Regions from separate parts of the Homo sapiens genome. Here region 2 is linked to region 1. A link is an interaction called in ENCODE POLR2A ChIA-PET data of the cell type or tissue named here. Cell type or tissue: MCF 10A. All regions are shown on one strand. Each heading gives the region's core, and the rest is flanking DNA. Links, peaks and the distances in the headings are about the cores only.

Region 1 (4,403 bases), core at 167-4,166:
GAAGACCAGCCTGACCAACATGGAGAAACCCTGTCTCTACTACAGATACAAAATTAGCCAGGCGTGGTGGTGCATGCCTGTATTCCCAGCTATTCAAGAGGCTGAGGTGGGAGAATCACTTGAATCTGGGAGGCAGAGGTTGTGGTGAGCTGAGGTCGCGCCATTGCACTCCAGCCTGGGCAACAAGAGCGAAACTGTCTCAAAACAAAACAAAACAAAAACAAAAACCCAAAACATTTATATTAACATCTAAGTTATTTAATTTGTTGGCTCTATTAAAATTTTTTTTTTGAGACAGAGCTTTGCTCTGTCGCCTAGGCTGGATTGCAGTGGCATGATCTTGGCTTATTGTAGCCTACACCTCCTGGGTTCAAGCGATTCTTCTGCCTCATTCTCCTGAGTATTTGGGATTACAGGTGTGGGTCACCATGCCTGACTAATTTTTGTATTTTTATTAATAGTAGAGGTGAGGTTTTGCCATGTTGGCTAGGCTGGTCTCTAACGCCTGACGTTAAGTGATCTGCCCGCCTCAGTCTCCCAAAGTGCTGGGATTACAGGCATGCGCCACCGTGCCCAGCCTGTTCTATTAGTTAACAAGTCAGTTTTTATTACACCATCAGCGTACACTAAGCCATTTATTTCAAAGTTGTCTTTTGTAGTAATCAGAGTTTCACAAATTTTAATTCTTACCAGTCATATACTTTGAACAGAGCATCTTACCTTTTTCTATACTGTTTTTTACTCTTACATGGATTGACTTGTTAATGATATCCACCATACATGATGTACTTCAGTTTGCAGAGTGCTTTGCTGAACATTATCTAATTTGTTCATAATTCCATGAATGTGGTGATTTAGAATTATTCTTAGTCCCTGCTGTACTCATTTTAAATATTGATCTCCTTTATGAGGGAAAGTAAAATGATTGAGGTGCAGAGTAAAGGGTTTGTGCACAGTCACTTTGGGATGAGGGTGATTTATCTGAGTTTTCTGTGTCTTTCCCCATCTTTCTGTAAAGCTGTTTGCCTCATTTGATATCAAACCCATCCGTTAGGCTCCATTAATTCCCAGCTGATTGCTCTATTGTTTTCATTAATGCCTGAAGGGCCTAAATTTGATCCATGCTCTGATCCAATTTAGTTATGGCAGGTGTAGTTTTGAGGCCCAGTCTCCTGAGGTTGGTTCTGACCCTAGTAGGGCTCTCCTTACGTATCTCTTTCTCAGGTTCATTCAGAACTAGCTGGCCTGTGATTCAGCTTATTGCTCTTCATGCAGAGGAGCTACTTATTTTCTTACTACCAGTATCTCCATTGTTTCTGAGAGGGCTGTTAGTGTTTGAATAAAGTTAGTTCCTTTGAGAGACTGCTTCTTACCCTTGGCAAAATCTTTGAGTCATTACTCCACGTGCTAGGTGGAGCAATAGCCTGAATCTTCTAAGTTTTTCCAGTGTGAAACTACTTATTGCTTATTCAGCTTATTGCTCTTCATGGAGAGGAGCCTCTTATTTTCTCACTACCAGTATCTCCATTGTTTCTGAGAGGGCTGTTAGTGTTTGAATAAAGTTATTTCCTTTGAGAGACTGCTTCTTACCCTTGGCAAAATCTTTGAGTCATTACTCCACGCGCTAGGTGGAGCAATAGCCTGAATCTGAGTTTTTCCAGTGTGAAACTACTGCCCTATTAGATAGCTGGAGCAAGAGCAATTAGGGCCTCAGTGTTCTTGGGCTGATGAACCTGGGGTAGAGCCTTCATTCTGTGAGTGGGGGTTGGGTGGAATAAAGGAGCTCCAGAGTTCTCGACTGTAGTTACCAGAAATTTAACTTCTTCAGTTGGAATTGGAGAGGGTGAGAAATGTTGGCAGTCTGCCTCTCCCAGTAAGGTGTACCCCCCTTGTTTAGAAGATGAGAGAGGGGAAGAAACCTGTCTTCTTGATTACAGCTGCCCAGATTGGATGTGGGGAGGGTAGCTGGTTGTAGCTCAAGTGCTGCAGACTCTTGCAATTGAGTTTTAGTCTGAACAAGTATAACTGGGGAAAACGATTAAAAAACAAAACACCGTGGTCGGGCGTGGTGGCTCACACCTGTAATCCCAGCACTTTGGGAGGCACAGGTGGGCAGATCACTTGAGGTCAAGAATTCGAGACCAGCCTAGCTAACATGGCCCAAACCCCGTCTCTACTAAAAATACAAAAATTAGCTAGGTGCGGTGGCATGAGAATCACTTGAACCCGGGAGGTAGAGGTTGCAGGGAGCCGAGATCGTGCCACTGCAGTCCAGCCTGGGTGAAGGAGTGAGACTCTGTCTCAAAAACAAAACAAAACAAAAAACACTAAAAGTCTGAAAATTATTCTAAGGGCACATAGCAAATGAAGAAACATTTATTTAAGAAAATCTGAAAACTTCGTGTTTCTGTACTATTCTTCTGATAACCTGCTTTACTTTCTCCTTATGAACATTTTTTCAAAGCCTTTTCATATATCTGGAACGCTTTTTTTTTTTCATATAAATAAGACTCGAATGGCTCATGACTACAATTTCAGGAATGTGAATTTTGCAATATCGTTATATATTAGGACTCACTAAGGAATGTTGATTTAACTTATATAAATAAAAATAGAATAGTTTTTTACAGGTACATTTACAGACATTCAAGGAGAGTGCAAATTATTAAAATTGTCTATTTTTAAGATGTGCTAAGAATAAATTTTTGAAGCAGATGCTAGAAATGGACTTTTTTGATAGATTATATGCCACTAGTGATTTCTTTAATAGTCTGCAAAGTGGAAAATAGCGGCGTATTCTGATAAAAAGTTGTAATACAATTTTTTTGGTCAAGTTATTTTGTTAGGGGAGCTTTTTGATGGGCCTTCCCTCCAGCATGATCTAGTGTGTAAACATAAAACAACTACTGCCTGGGTGCGGTGGCTCACGCCTATAATCCCAGCACTTTGGGAGGCCGAGGCGGGCGGATCACCTGAGGTCAGGAGTTTGAGACCAGCCTGACCAACATGGAGAAACCCCGTCTCTACTAAAAATACAAAATTATCCCGGTGTGGTGGTGCATACCTTAATCCCAGCTACTTGGGAGGCTGAGGCTGGAGAATCGCTTTAACCGGGAGGGTGGAGGTTGTGGTGAGCCGAGATTGTGCCATTGCACTCCAGCCTGGGCAAGAAGAGTGAAATACTGTCTCAAAACAAACAAACAAAAAACACAAAAAAACACAACTACAAGTGGTCAAAGATCTACCTGTAACTGTCTAGATATTTGCCTCTAAATAATGAGACAATGCGAATGCAAAGAGCCAGTATGATTAAGAATATGACCATTTTCAGAAAAAGCATATTGACTCTCTTGGGTCAGATATGGTGGCTCACACCTATAATCCCAGTACTATGGGAGGCTGAGGCTGGAGAATCTCTTGAGGCCAGGAGTTTGAGAACAGCCTGGGCAACATGGTGAAACCCTGCCTCTCTACAAAAGTAAATTAAATAAATGAAAATTTTCACACAGATTAAGAGTTTATTTAAAAATATCTTTCTCATAAATACTAGTTAATTTCTTTTCACTTATGAAATTTTTTATAGTAATTTATACTTTTGGTTCAGGCAAGCTGTGTTCATTTTGATTTAAAGTAATTCCTATAGGTGTTTTGACTTTTCTAGACTATAAGACCTGTGTAAAAGAAAAAAAAACAAAAAAACCCCACTTTTTTTCCTCTCTACTCTCAACACAGAACACTTCTATAACCACATAATTTGGATTCTCCCCCTCAAAGCAGTTCTCCAGCAGACACTACCTGGGTATCCTATAATTCATTTCAGTTCTGACACTGTCTGCTTGGGATAGGGTCAGATCCCACAGGTTAAATGTTCAGTCCCACAAGACTGCTTTCACTTCAGATGCCAATAGCCAGTCCCAGTCACCAGTACTCCTCACTGGTTACAAACCAGGATTTCTGCAACCACCCCCATTGGGTCTGAACAATTTGTTGGGATGGCTCAAAGAATTCAGGGAAACACATTTGCTGATTTTATTATAAAGGATACAGGTGAATAGATTGATAATGGTGAGGTATTAGGTGAGGGGAGGTGGTGTGGTGTGTGGAGCTTCCATGCCCTGTCTGGGTGTACTACCCTCCCAGCACTTTCATGTGTTCAGCAATTGGTCTATGGGTGGTGGGGCTGAAAGTTCATACCCTCTAATCACTTGATTTTTCCTGTTACTGGCCCTGTGCTGAGACTGTTGGGGGCCCCAGTCTAAGTGACTATTAACATAAACTTGAGTTATCACAGGGACTTGATAACTTGATTTCACCTCAAGTGATCCGCCTGCCTCTACCTCCCAGTGTGCTGGGATAACAGGCGTGAGCCACCACGCTCGAGCCAGAATCAATTTTATAATTTG
Region 2 (4,403 bases), core at 138-4,137, 280 kb before region 1:
AAGGTCTATAAAATTTTGTGGTCAAACTAAGAATGATTACCATAGCAACAGATGAGTCTTGAGAAGGAAAATGGCCTTGTAAAAATAAAGTCAATATTTCCATTTTTATTTTATCTTATTATTATTATTATTATTGAGACAGAATCTCTCTCTGTCACCCAGGCTGCAGTGCAGTAGCATGATCTCCAGCTGGCTGCAACCTTCACCCCCAAGGTTCAAGTGATTCTCGTGCCTCAGCCTCCCAAGTAGCTGGGATTACAAGTGCATGCCACCACACCTGGCTAATTTTTTGTATTTCTAGTAAAGAACAGGTTTCACCATGTTGGCTAGGCTGGTCTCAAACTCCTGGCCTCAAGTGATCTGTCTGCCTCGGCCTCCCAAAGTGCTGGGATTACAGGTGTGAGCCACTGCACCTGGCCAAATATTTCAATTTTTAAATGGCATATTAGTTCACCTCTATCCCAAAAGAAAGGTTATAATCTTGTTTAAATTATAGAAGTATTTTATCTCAACCACATAAAATATTAGAATATTCTGACACAAATTACTGAACACAATAAAATGTACTAAAGCTACAGTATCAATGTTACTATTTATCAGTAATCCACTGGGTTTCTTACATCGTAAAGGCCTAGGGAAGAAATCAGAAGTTTCATGGGAAGTCACAGATGGCGTCAGATCATCCGCAGAAGACTGAGTTTCCTCGTCATCACCTGACAACAGGTCTTTTGCTATTTCCTCCTGGAAGAATAAGAAGGCAGTGCTACAGTTAGAAATGATTACATCTCATTAATTAAGAAAACTATCTTTTTATAACATATCATTAAGAAGCAGTTGGAACCTTATGAGAGAAATATGAAATTCTCCTATGATTTACTTCATGTACATAAATATTTAATATTATATATTATATAATATTCAATAATATACTATTAAATGATAATCAGTGCAACCATATACTAAAACAATTGCCTAATTTGTGGGTATGCAGAGAGCTTATCTAAAGCTGTAGGCTAATTTTTAGTGAATTTACAACAAAAACAGTCTGACTTTTAAGTGGTTAACAATTATATTCATTTTCTGTCAATAATAAAACTGAAAAAATGCCTCCAACCTCCACTCTTCCAATAATTTAAAAGTCCGACTAATGAACAGCACTGACTACTGACATAATTTTAAAAGAAACAAGTTTGAATTAATTTTTATGTAAGTATACAGTCATCCTTGTGCCTAGCACAAAGTAGCCACTCAATAAATACTTGTTGAATGACTATGGTCATTAAGGTCTGTGGTACATTAATATCACATTGACTTAAAAGTGGGAACAATATAACTCACAGGAAGAGGTTCCAAGATGTGGATTCCTCTCCCTGCCTGAGATCTGAAAGGCAAGGAAAGGTTCCCAGGGATCTGTTAGCAGAGGCCATGGCCGTGTGAATTTTCCTCAGCAGGGACTAGGCCTCCCCACAACCAGCCTACGTTAGAGATGGATCACCGCGGTCTTGGCTGCTGCGGCCGCTGTCACTCCCAGAGCCAAGAAAACAGAACTTCTCTCCAACCACTCCACGCCTAAGCCAGCTTGGTTTGAAGGCTTCTGGGGGATTTATTAATCAAGGCTTTTATGTGTTTATAGGATCAAAAGAAGTTAAGGCAAAATCTAAGTTTAGATACAATGTGTCTACACAGGAAAGATGAAAACATTATGGGAGAATATTCAGGCATGCAAAGTACCATGAAGCTGCTATTAATACTACTCTTAACATAGGGTGATCAAAGCCAAACAAAGTTTAAATCAGCCACCAAAATAAGCACAATGGGTCAACAAGAAGTTTACATTTAAGAATTATTAAATAATACTTTAAATGGAAGTAAAAGCAGTCAATGGTAACAGACCCTGAATTTTTCTTTCAAATGCTCACACTTACTTTGTCTAGTGTCATGTCTGGTAGTTCATCTGCCAGTTCACTTGGGGAACTATTTGCACTGGAATTTGCAACTGCTGGAATTGTAGGTTCATAGCCATAGAATGCCAGTAAATCTTCTAGAGGCATGGTTCCTTCCTGTTCAAGCCAGGGCATAAACACGGACTCAGCAGATGTCACAATACTGAACTGCAGGTAAACTGTACTGTCCTTAGGTTCAGAAAGCACATTATCAAAACAGCAGAACAAATCAAAGGCAAGTTTCAGTTTTTCTTTTTGTGCTGTTGTCAGAAAACAGGACCAAACACCTGGAGCTATAATTAATGTATAAACAACAGCCTAACAATTAACACCTTAGTTTTTATTTTCTAGAAGCATTTTACTATTTTAAAAATTCCTCAAATATTTGCTTTAGTGCCTTTTTTTTTGCTTTCAAGTTAACATAAAGATTTGCCCTGAAAACATTTCCAATTAATCAATCAATAACTTGTAATTCACAGCTTCTTTCCTTGCATTTAACAGCTGACCACTTGCTTTATTCTTCATGTTAATTAGAAGACACCTGGTAGAAAACCTTTGCTGAATGTTTACTAACATCAGCAATATTTATGTTCAAAGAACAATTATCCTTTTATATTCTTACTACATCTCCTATCTTTATACCAGTTTTTTTAAAACAACTGTCTGAGGAAGATTATACTGTTATCACCATTTCACAGGTGAGAAAACTGTGGCTTAATTCTGGGTTTGAATCCCAGTTCCCCAAGTTATCTCACTGGCTGCACTGCTTTAATAAAATTACATACCCTGGCTACAGTGCTGCCTATGTTATGAATACCTACGCCATGCCTCACAGTGACACCAAGTCACTGTTCCCCTCTAGGAATCCATGTGAAAATAAGTGTTACCATGCACAACGTAACATTCAGTACATGCAGACTGCATATACAGCCAGGATGCACATACAGCTGTGGTAGGAATAATATGCTACACCATATAGCCTAGGTGTGTAGTAGGCTACATTAACTACTTTTGTCTAAGCATACTCTATGATGTTCACACAGCAATGAAACTGCCTAATGACGCCTTTTTCAGAATGTATTCCCTTGTTCAGTGACACATGACTATGTTTTAACTACTAAAGTGTATAGAACTATTTATCATTCAAGGCCAGTCGCAGTGGCTCACTCCTGTAATCCTAGCATTTTGGGAGGCCGAGGCAGGCAGATCACTTGAGGTCAGGAGTTCGAGACCAGCCTGGCCAACATGGTGAAACCCCGTCTCTACTAAAAATACAAAAAAAGAACTATTTATCATTCGAATAAATAACCTCAAAACAATATACTCACGAACTAGTTAATCTGTTAAACATTTTTAAGATTTCTGTATCCATCAATTAAGAGATTTTTAAAATTTGCTTATGGTTTAGTTTTCCCTTTAAAATAAAATAATCCGTAAAGCAAACAACATGAAAACACTAAAGCAGAGTGTGCAAAACATGCCCACAGTTGATCACAAAGTGACCTGAGAAGAGCCAGTGATGATTCCTTAGAGGGCCAGCTGGCTGCCCACAGGGCCCACAGGGGATGCAAAAGTTTGGCCTTCACCTTTGCAGGTATGGAACTTACATAATTTATTGTGTCTAACTAAAACAGATTTATGCTCAATGAACTTACAAACAGGTATATGATAGAACACTAATTTATAAATTTGCAGTAGTAGACATACGCCTTTCTAATGACCATAAATGATCATGAAAATCTTTTTTAGCTTGGGATTTAAATCAACCAAAAGTCCTCTGGGAGCATGGAATCAGCATAAATTGAATTGGATGGTCAGAACAGGGTGAAGTTCACCTACACCATGGGGAAACTTCAATGAATTATTTTTCTTCCAAACCAAAGAATCCATTGAAGCTAACAAGACTCAAATTTAGAGTCTCTCTACAGTCCTATCTTGCTCCTTGCAGAGTCCATGCAGCCCATTCCCTTTGGCTCATATTGGTTCTAATACAAGAGGTGCCTGGGTTGCAGCCTTTGCCAAGCACCTGTCAGTAGTATTTCCGCAGAACCTCACAGTTTCACACTCTCTCCCTGAAATGGGGAGTGGCAATTTTCACCTTTTATGCACTGATGGTCCACCTTCCCATCATTTACTCAGTTCTAAGTGCTTGGCTGAGGGCTACTAGCTACTTGCTACTGGACATACAAATGAAATTTACTGAAGAATCCCTGCTCACAAGGAATTCAGTCTTAGTGGGAGGAACTTAGTGGGAGTAAGTCTCAAAGTCTGTAAGGATGTAAGGATGAGTTAGCCATTATGATACAATGTGATGGCTTCAATATTCAATTGTGACTATAGACAAGGGCAGACCTACACCCCAAGAATACTGGTATGGAGTATGGAGGTATGCACAGAGGGTGAAGACTGAGCTAAGTCTTGAAAGATGACAAGGCTTTTGACAATACACAAATATAGGGC

The links. Peaks named below come from ENCODE experiments on the same cell type or tissue, not always from the same donor. Only the 100,000 strongest peaks of a DNase experiment are listed, where the experiment ranks them.
Region 2: POLR2A ChIA-PET joins it to region 1 with 5 read pairs; 3 of 35 experiments call an interaction of 5 or more read pairs at or near these places.

Annotation. Positions count from the first base shown.
Region 1 is chr5:57,214,383-57,218,785 of GRCh38, forward strand. All of the region lies in intron 3 of GPBP1 (GC-rich promoter binding protein 1), which reads left to right. Among named protein-coding and RNA genes, the nearest start is that of GPBP1, 43 kb to the left of the region's middle. In MCF 10A, for the core only: no CTCF peak of the experiment used is centred there; a DNase peak (open chromatin) is centred at 2,539.
Region 2 is chr5:56,936,958-56,941,360 of GRCh38, forward strand. It overlaps MIER3 (MIER family member 3), which reads right to left. Exons shown (of 13, transcript NM_001297599.2): 4 at 1,926-2,060; 5 at 621-741. Among named protein-coding and RNA genes, the nearest start is that of MIER3, 13 kb to the right of the region's middle. In MCF 10A, for the core only: no CTCF peak of the experiment used is centred there; no DNase peak of the experiment used is centred there.